Linked DNA regions of Homo sapiens: region 1 is linked to region 2. The links are chromatin contacts, found by Hi-C or POLR2A ChIA-PET in ENCODE. All regions are on one chromosome and are shown on one strand. Each heading gives the region's core, a stretch centred on a gene start or an enhancer-like site at or near the end of the contact. The rest is flanking DNA. Distances are from core to core; before and after follow the strand shown.

Region 1 (4,261 bases), core at 376-2,875, 50 kb before region 2:
CAGACATGCAGGCAGCCCCTGAGATGTGTGGCTGGCATCTGAAGTGAGGATGAAACCGGCCCAATTTCCCCATAGAACAGATGTTTATGGGGTTTTTTTTGAGTAAACATAGAAATTGACCCTTCCAGGGTTCAGCCTGAAAGTTACATTTGTGTGTCTGAGTTCCTTCTGGCCTCCCAGATGGTATCAGGGAAGTGAAACTTACTGAATCACCACATCCAGACAGGGAGACACCAGACCCCTCACGACTGCCTAACCCACCATCTGCTTCCTGCTGACCAACTCCTCTTCCTTTCCTTACTCTTTCCCTTCCCAGCTATATTAACCCCTCATTTTAGTTGGAGGCAGAGGAGGCAGCTGACATCACCCGAATAAAGGCTTCTTCCCCAGCAAAACTTGTCTCAGGGATTGGCTTTCTGTGCAGTGAGCAAAGGGCCTAGACTGAACTGCTGGTGTTTGGTAACAAGGACAATCTTACGGAGAACTGATCCCTTAAACCTGTGGGGTATGCACAGACCCTGGGTGGTGAGCATCAGAATTGAACTGAATTGCTGGACACCCACCTGATATCCCAGAATTGGTGTCAGAACAGCTTTCATGGTGCAAAAGCAGAGCTCTGCTTCCCACTGAGGCATGCATAACAGAGGATGCTCCCAAATAACAAGAGGCGTTGGCTCCTTGGCAACCAAAAAAATGACAGCTCCCAATTTCAGATGGTCCGATCTATCTATCTTTTACAAATATGGTATCTTTTCCTAATTTTTTTTTTTAAATGAAGTCTCTGTCACCCAGGCTGGAGTGCCATTGCGTGATCTGGGGTCATTTGCAACCTCCGCCTCTGGAATTCAAGCAATTCTCATGTCTCGGCCTTCCGAGTGAGTAGCTGAGATTACAAGTGCCTGCCACCATGCCCAGCTAATTTTTGTATTTTTATTAAAGATGGGATTTCACCATGTTGGCCAGGCTGGTCTTGAACTCCTGACCACAGGTGATCCACCCACCTCAGCCTACCAAAGTGCTGGGATTACAGCCATGAGCCACTGTGCCTGGCCAACCTCCATGTTTAGATTTATGACTGCCTGTAACTTCTGCCTCCCTAAAATGTACAAAACCAAACTTTAATCTGACCACCACAGGACCACTTACTCAAGGCTTCTTGAGATTGTGTTTTCACTGGGCTGTGGTCACTCTTATTGGCTCAGAATAAAACATTTTACAGATTTTGGTTTTTCTGTTAACAGCGCTATACATCTCTCTGAGCCTTAGCTTCTTCATATGTAAAAAGACAGGCTTGGATGATGTAAGGTTTAGGGTACTTCTAACTATAAAATTCCATAAATTATATTCTGATTCTAGTTTTAAAAAATTAAGAAACTATTGAAGCCACTGATGATTCACTTATACACAAAATGACAAAACCCACACAACATATGCCTTCGCATGAGTTTGAAATCTTACTAACAACAACAAAAAAATGTGTTTGTATTCTGTAGTGGTCATTTAATCAAATGGCTGCATGAAAATGTCCTGCCTCCACCCACTCTGCATCTAAACAGCAATTCTGGATAAATCACAGCTGGCTGTGCTGAACGTGGCTGGCAGAGAGGGCGCACAGGCCTCATGGGAGGGGCCGGCCTCGTGGCAAGGGAGGTTGACACAGTGTGTGGCTGAGCCATGACTTCACTCTGGACACACTCCTTCTGTCGTTTCCTCTCTGCCAACTTTCTCCAGGATTTCCCCTTACCGCCCCTAAACAGAATTCTGCAGTCTCATTGTAGAAACCATGTCTTTTATTTTCTTTATTCCGATTCTTTGACATCTTAGGACCTTGTGGACCCTGGAGAGACTGCTCCTCCCAGGTTAACCAATTCCTACAGAGAGTAAAGGACCAGTGCCTTCTATATGCAAACCAACCCATCCAGAGCCCCCACTGCCACCATCTCCCCTATGAGCTGTCATGGTCTGGCCACTATCCACCTGCCTCTCCATGCCCCAGAGCACACTGAAATTATTCAAACCAGCCAAGCCTAAGCTTGTTTGCCCTGCCCTGCCAGTTCCTTCCTATAGAAACCACAATAAAGCTCCTGCCCACAGGCTCTCACATCCCTCTGCCTCCTGATCAAGCCCAGTGCTTCCCCCCGTGGTCCTGTACAGCACAGAATGCTCTCTCTTCTTGGATCTATGACAGACAAACTCTTTTCAATAGTAGATATTTCCTGATCTGTTGGCCTTACTATATCTAAATAATAATAATAAAACCTACATTAAAAAACCCATGGTGCATTAATTCCCTGAACATTATCCCCAACTGTGGCCCTAAGCCCTTTGTGCCACCTATCATGGCACCATGGACTGCCTTTGCATGCTACTTCCTTTCTGTTCCCAGATCAGCCTATGACAGATGAATACCAAAGGTTCGCTTCATCCCCACATCTCTTCTGTCTCTGACCACTACACTTCTCATCACGTCTGCAGGGGCTGCTGAAGCAGTGAACTCAGATTGGCTACAACTTTGCAACTACCATCCTGAGTGGCAGTGGCCATCCACCCACATACTCATCTCTTCCTGGAATTGAATTCCATCATTTCTGCTTGTGCAGAAAGGTCAAAGCTCCTTTTTGATTCTTGGGTAGAATTTTGCCTCTCGGGTCTTGAAGGAATGAAGTGACTACTCCACCCTCCTTACTTCCCCACTTGGCCTCTTGGATTTGCAGGTCTGGACTTCCTACGTGAGCTGCAAAATCTCCACGCTCACCCCTGTAACAGGCCCACATCCTGTTTCCTCGCAGCCCTTACCATCTGCTCCATGGCCTGGCAGACAGTGTCTGGCACCCAGAGTGGTAAAGTGGAAAGGCCCCACAGGTGAGGTCAGTCCCCAGCCATCTGAAGACCTTCAAGTTGTCAGCAGGACTATAGACTCAATCTGTTAGGCCACTGGTGAATAAATACCCCTCCCATAAACTCAGAGCACCAAGCACAGGCGCTGGATTACTCTGCCCCCAACAATTTCAGGGCTTGCTCTCCATTTCCATGGCCAAAAAGATCGACACTGACCTTGAGTCCTAAGTCAACCTCTCACACCTGGGTGATGCCACACTGCCCTTAAAATGGCTTTTTCCTAATTCCTGGGAGTCAATGCACAGGGCCACTAAAATTCTGCCTTAATGTGTACAGCCTTTTACAGTTTGGAGGCTTCTCATATGTACTGTCTTATTTCATCCATGTGAAACAGCTGGAAAACAACTGGGCTGTAATACAAAGCAATGTAGATAATACGATTATAAAGTTTAGTTTTCTGGATGAATCGTGGGGAAAAAAGAATGAGGAAGAGAAGGAGGAGAAAAGAGTTCAATTCATTTTAAATAACCAGTTAATTCATAATATGAAGGTGGTTTTTCTCTTATTCACCCCAAGTTTTTCTCAAGATCAAGAGTAGTGAGGTCTTTATAGAATAACACTTATTATTTGTACTTACATAATGAGTTGTAGTTTTTTGTTTTGTTTTGTTTGTTTTGTTTTTGAAACAGGAGTCTTGCTCTGTTACCCAGGCTGGATTACAGTGGTGCAATCTCAGCTCATTGTAGCCTCTACCTCCCGGATTCAAGTGATTCTCTTGCCTCAGCCTCCCAAGTAGCTGGGACTACAGGCGCATGCCACCACGCCTGGCTAATTTTTCTATTTTTTAGTAGAGATGGGGGTTTCACCATGTTAGCCAGGCTGGTCTCAAACTCCTGGACTCAAGTAATCACCCCAGCCTCAGCCTCCCAAAGTGCTGGGATTACAGGTGCGAGCCACTGCGCCTGGCCACATAATGAGTTATAGCTTACAAAATATTTCTGAGTCCATTCTCTTATTTAATTATCACTACATAGCTAATTCAAGATTGATGCTTTATCCCTAGTTTATTAATGAAGAAATTGAGGCTCAGAAAATTAAAGTTAGAAAGCATTCTCAGTTGAGCATTTGATATCAGATGAATTAAAGTAGCCATACTAACATGTTGAAACGAAAACAAGCTCATTTATGGCTTCATCGCAAAGTTCTAGCTCTGCCTCTCTGTCCTTTTTCTTTTCATTACTTCTCTGACTCTGGTCAATTCTGGTGCTAGACCCACTTCCACACCACAGTGGATCCTGCACTATCTTGCGGTGCTCTGAAAGGATGGAGGCATGACCCAGGCGGGTGAAGGGTAGGAAAGAAGTGGAGCACAGAGAAATACTGATTGGGGGTCGAAGGATGGGGATGTGGGCTCAGGCAGCAG
Region 2 (4,161 bases), core at 35-2,534:
ACAACTAATGTTAAATGAGTGTTTATTAGGCTTTGTGCCAAGCAATTTACAAACATTATCTTCCTTTGACTTTATAACCCTAGGAGGTTAGGATTCTTATCATTATCTTTATTTGAAAATAACAAAATTGAGACTGAGAGCAGGTAATATCTTGCCCAACGGCACTCTGTAAGTGACCAAGTCACAATTTGAGCCCAGACTGTCTGACTCCAAAGCTCTACACTCACCTATGATCGTTTACAGCCCATTTTTTGCGTCAGCTGCCAAGAATGACTCGAAACCAATTAAGAGGTCGTGTGATTCACTAAAACTCTAAAACTCTTCTTGCTGAGGTCACCATTTCCCCATTGTGAAATCCAATGATCTGACTTCAGGGTAACAAAAGAAGCAAGATCCAGTTTCTTCTTCTTCTTCTTTTTTTTTTTTTTTAAAAAAAGATAATAGCTAATGTTAATCATGCAAAAAGCACATGCCAGATGCTTCTTCCCCTCCTTGGACTTCATTTTTCTCCTTAGCACTTATCACCACTTGACATTCTGTATTTAACTTGCTTATTTGTTTATTGAATCTTCCCCAAGTAGCTGTCCCCTACAGCAGAGATTTTTGTTCTGTTTTTCTTACTGCTTACACTTGTAGCAGTGTCTGGGAAATGATAGCTGCCTGATAAATATTTGTTGAATGAGCCTTAATATTTAACAAAAACAGTACAATAATCTGGAGATGTGTTAGGAGTTCTTTAAGAAGTTAAACCAGCATCTGTCCTATGACCCAGCAATTCCACTCCTAAGTATTTACCTAAAAGAAATGAAAACGTGTCGAATAAAAGTCCTGTACAAGTGTTCATGTTATCCTCATTCCTAGTAGCTGTTAACCAAAATGTGACTGAGTCAGGGCTCGGTTGATTAGAGGTTTATTTAGCCAAAGTTGAAGAAATGCCTGGGGAAAAAAGTACAAATTGTAGGAGCATCTGTGACTTACGCTTTTTCCCAAAGGAGGTTTTGGAAATTCGGTATTTAAAGGGGAATGAGCAAGCAAGAGAAGGAGAAAAAGGAGTGAGGCAGGCCATGAGGCAGATGGTTACATTCTTGTGATGCTCTGATGAACCTCAGTGAATCTACATTTTACATGTGAAAAGAGGAAATAGAGGGAAAAGTCAATTATGCATCCTCCACGCTCAGTAAATCTATGTTTTTTTGTAAGATAAAGTAAACAAGTGAAGAGAAGGACTAGAGGAAGTGAGAGTATGACATAGGTTGTGAAATTACAGCTATCTGCTTGGGAACAAAGGGAAGACAGTATTGGTGACTCAGTTCCCAAGCTCAACTTTCCCTTTGGCATAGTTTCTGTTTTTCTTTCACATAGCAAAAACTGGGAACAACCCAAATGTCTATCAACAGGAGAATGGGTAAATAATGCCAGTATATTCCTTAAATGGAATAGCACTCAGCAATAAAAGAACAAACTACTGATACAAAAAGCAGTATGTATGAATCTCAAGAGCTTATGCTGTGTGAAGTAAGCCAGATACAAAGATGTACATACTATATTATTACATTTTATGTGACTTCAAAGAACAGCAAAAGCTAACCGATGGTGACAGAAACCTGAGCAGTGGTCACCCAGGGTGCTTGGACATTGACTGGCAGGGCTGTGGGGAGCTTCCTGGGGTTAGGGAGGTGCTCTTTATCTTGTTTTGGGGAAGCAGTTACAGAAGTGTAAACAATGCTGAAACTTATCAAATGGGCCACTCAAGACACTTGCATCTTATTATGTATCGATTATAGCTCAATTTTTAAAACATCTGTTTTCTGAGGCTGGGCACGGTGGCTCACGCCTGTAATCCCAACACTTTGGGAGGCCGAAGAGGGCAGATCACAAGGTCAGGAGTTCGAGACCAGCCTGACCAACATGATGAAACCCCATCTCTACTAAAAATACAAAAATTAGCCAGGTGTGGTGACGTGCACCTGTAATCCCAGCTACTCAGGAGGCTGAGGCAGGAGAATCGCTTGAACCAGGGAGGCAGAGCTTGCAGTGAGCCAAGATCATGCTACTGCACTCCAGCCTGGGCAACGGAGTGAGACTCCGTCTCAAAAAAAAAAAAAAAAAAAATCTGTTTTCTAAATATTAGCCAGATAAAGTTAGAGAAGTGTTTCTTTTCTCTTGGGTAGCTCTAATAAAATAAATCCTATTTTCCTTTTTTCTTTTTTTTTTTTTGAGACAGAGTCTCACTCTGTCGCCCAGGGGTGCAAACTCGGCTCACTGCAACCTCTGCTGCCTGGGTTCAAGCGATTCTCCTGCCTCAGCCTGCTGAGTAGCTGGGATTATAGGTGCCTGCCACCGCACCCAGCTAATTTTTGCATTTTTTGTAGAGACAGGGTTTCACCATCTTGGCCAGGCTGGTCTTGAACTCCTGACCTCGACCCACCTTGGCCTCCCAAAGTCCTGGGATTACAGGCATGAGCCACGGCGCCAGGCCTGGAATCCTATTTTCTAGCTAGGAGATGTCATAGCCTCTGTCTCCTCATATGTCATATGAGGAATATCATGCTTACCAAATAGAATTTTTGTCAGGATTAAGTAAGATAAGGTATATAATATGCTCAGCTTCTTAGTATCTAGCACAAAATAGGTGTCCCATAAATATTAATTATCTGTCTTGGTATTAAAAATAAAAGACAAGGCACCAGTCTGATTGCTCTGCTCCAACTAATTCAAGGTTTTGGCCATATTTTATGCCCACTGGCAATTTTCTGAGCGTGTTCTTTAAATATTGAAAAATTCAGTCTATAAGACCACAAGTGCTTTTGACCTTGAAGCAAAGCAAAACTAGGTCAAATGGAATCAATTTAGATAATGGCAAAGTTAAAAGTCAGTTCTGAAATCTATTCCCTAAACTTCAGATCTATCTTTTTATTGTTAAAGCAGTGAATTATAGGAGCTACTCGCTGACAAAACCTTTTAAAAACTGTCATTTTGAGCCTCAAAGTAAATGCCTGCTAAAGGTTATGAATTTGTTCGGTGCTCTCATTTCATTATTGTACAGAACAAACATAATTATTGGTTGATTTTGCATTATTGACCTGTATAATGAACTCTGTCGCTCCGTAGTCACAGCTGAGTTTGTTCCAGGGATTCTGAGTGGTTGTTAGATCTTTGCTGTGGCTCCCTCAACTCATTTCCCCAAGAGACAGCATGACACAGCCAGGTTAGCAGATGCCAGCTCTAAGTCAGGCCATGAGAACAAGTTCTTCTCTCCTGCAGGAAGCACGATGATAGAAGAGGACTCTAGGCGCGTGTGGCTGGCAGCCAGGTCTGAGGACTTCAAAACCCTCGTCTGAGAACCTGAGGATGGTGTCGCGGGTGAGCAGTGACCATCTGGGCTAGTGGTGCAGGAGTAAAAGAATTTACCAAGACAGTTGTAGGTAAAGAAAGGCAGATTTATTAGAGAAAGTAGGAAAATACGTTGCACATTGCAATGGGCAGAATCAGCATAAGAGCAGCTGGCTGCAAGGAAGCAAAGGCTTGCTTGGGAAATTACAGAATGGAACTTGGGTTGCTTGATAATACCAAGGTATCCGGAGCTAACTTGCATTCTTCTGTCAGTCAAGGTGTTTGATAAATTGAAGCACTCAATGAGAAGCAGAAAGTGTGTGAGTTATGTACATTATCTGTGCAGGAGGGCTATATGCTCTGGACCAGAAAGAAAGGCAGACCTATAGTTTATCTGTTTTATCTCTTTGTTTTCCCCTGGTCCCAGCAGCCTGCCTCTTCTTCCCTAATTAGGACTTTACAGGTAGCATGAGGTCAAAGGACCTGGGTTGACTTGGAATCTGATCATCCCCCAGGCCAACCAGAGATGTCCTAATTCTCTGGCTTTGGAGGGCATATAAGAAGAGTCCCAGGCCAGGCATGGTGGCTCAGGCCTGTAATCCCAGCACTTTGGGAGGTCAAGAGATCGAGACCATCCTGGCCAACATGGTGAAACCTCACCTCTCCTAAAAATATAAAAATTAGCTGGGCATTGGTGGCAGGCGCCTGTAGTCCCAGCTACTTGGGAGGCTGAGGCAGGAGAATCACTTGAACCCAGGAGGCAGAGGTTGCAGTGAGCTGAGATCCCACCACTGCACTCCAGCCTGGTGACAGAGTGTGACTCCATCT

Evidence for each region. Hi-C counts contacts between places; a loop is a spot of excess contacts on that map. ChIA-PET counts read pairs that join two places held with the same protein, here RNA polymerase II (POLR2A). Pooled maps may share reads with other maps.
Region 1: a loop to region 2 is called in a map of CD14-positive monocyte, with 2.3 times the contacts of the local background. The contact joins two enhancer-like sites. A Hi-C loop is called at or near these places in 2 of 168 maps with a recorded cell type or tissue (CD14-positive monocyte and sciatic nerve) and 1 of 50 pooled maps. POLR2A ChIA-PET finds 5 or more read pairs at or near these places in 4 of 52 experiments (A549, AG04450, H1 and 1 more).

Annotation. Positions count from the first base shown.
Region 1 is chr1:230,505,620-230,509,880 of GRCh38, reverse strand. No RefSeq gene overlaps it. Among named protein-coding and RNA genes, the nearest start is that of PGBD5, 81 kb to the right of the region's middle. Within about 2 kb of position 1,625, at least 3 of the 41 ENCODE cell types and tissues checked have a DNase peak (open chromatin) inside an H3K27ac peak, as active enhancers do; they include CD14-positive monocyte, where a contact is called at or near this core.
Region 2 is chr1:230,455,799-230,459,959 of GRCh38, reverse strand. No RefSeq gene overlaps it. Among named protein-coding and RNA genes, the nearest start is that of PGBD5, 32 kb to the right of the region's middle. Within about 2 kb of position 1,284, at least 2 of the 41 ENCODE cell types and tissues checked have a DNase peak (open chromatin) inside an H3K27ac peak, as active enhancers do; they include CD14-positive monocyte, where a contact is called at or near this core.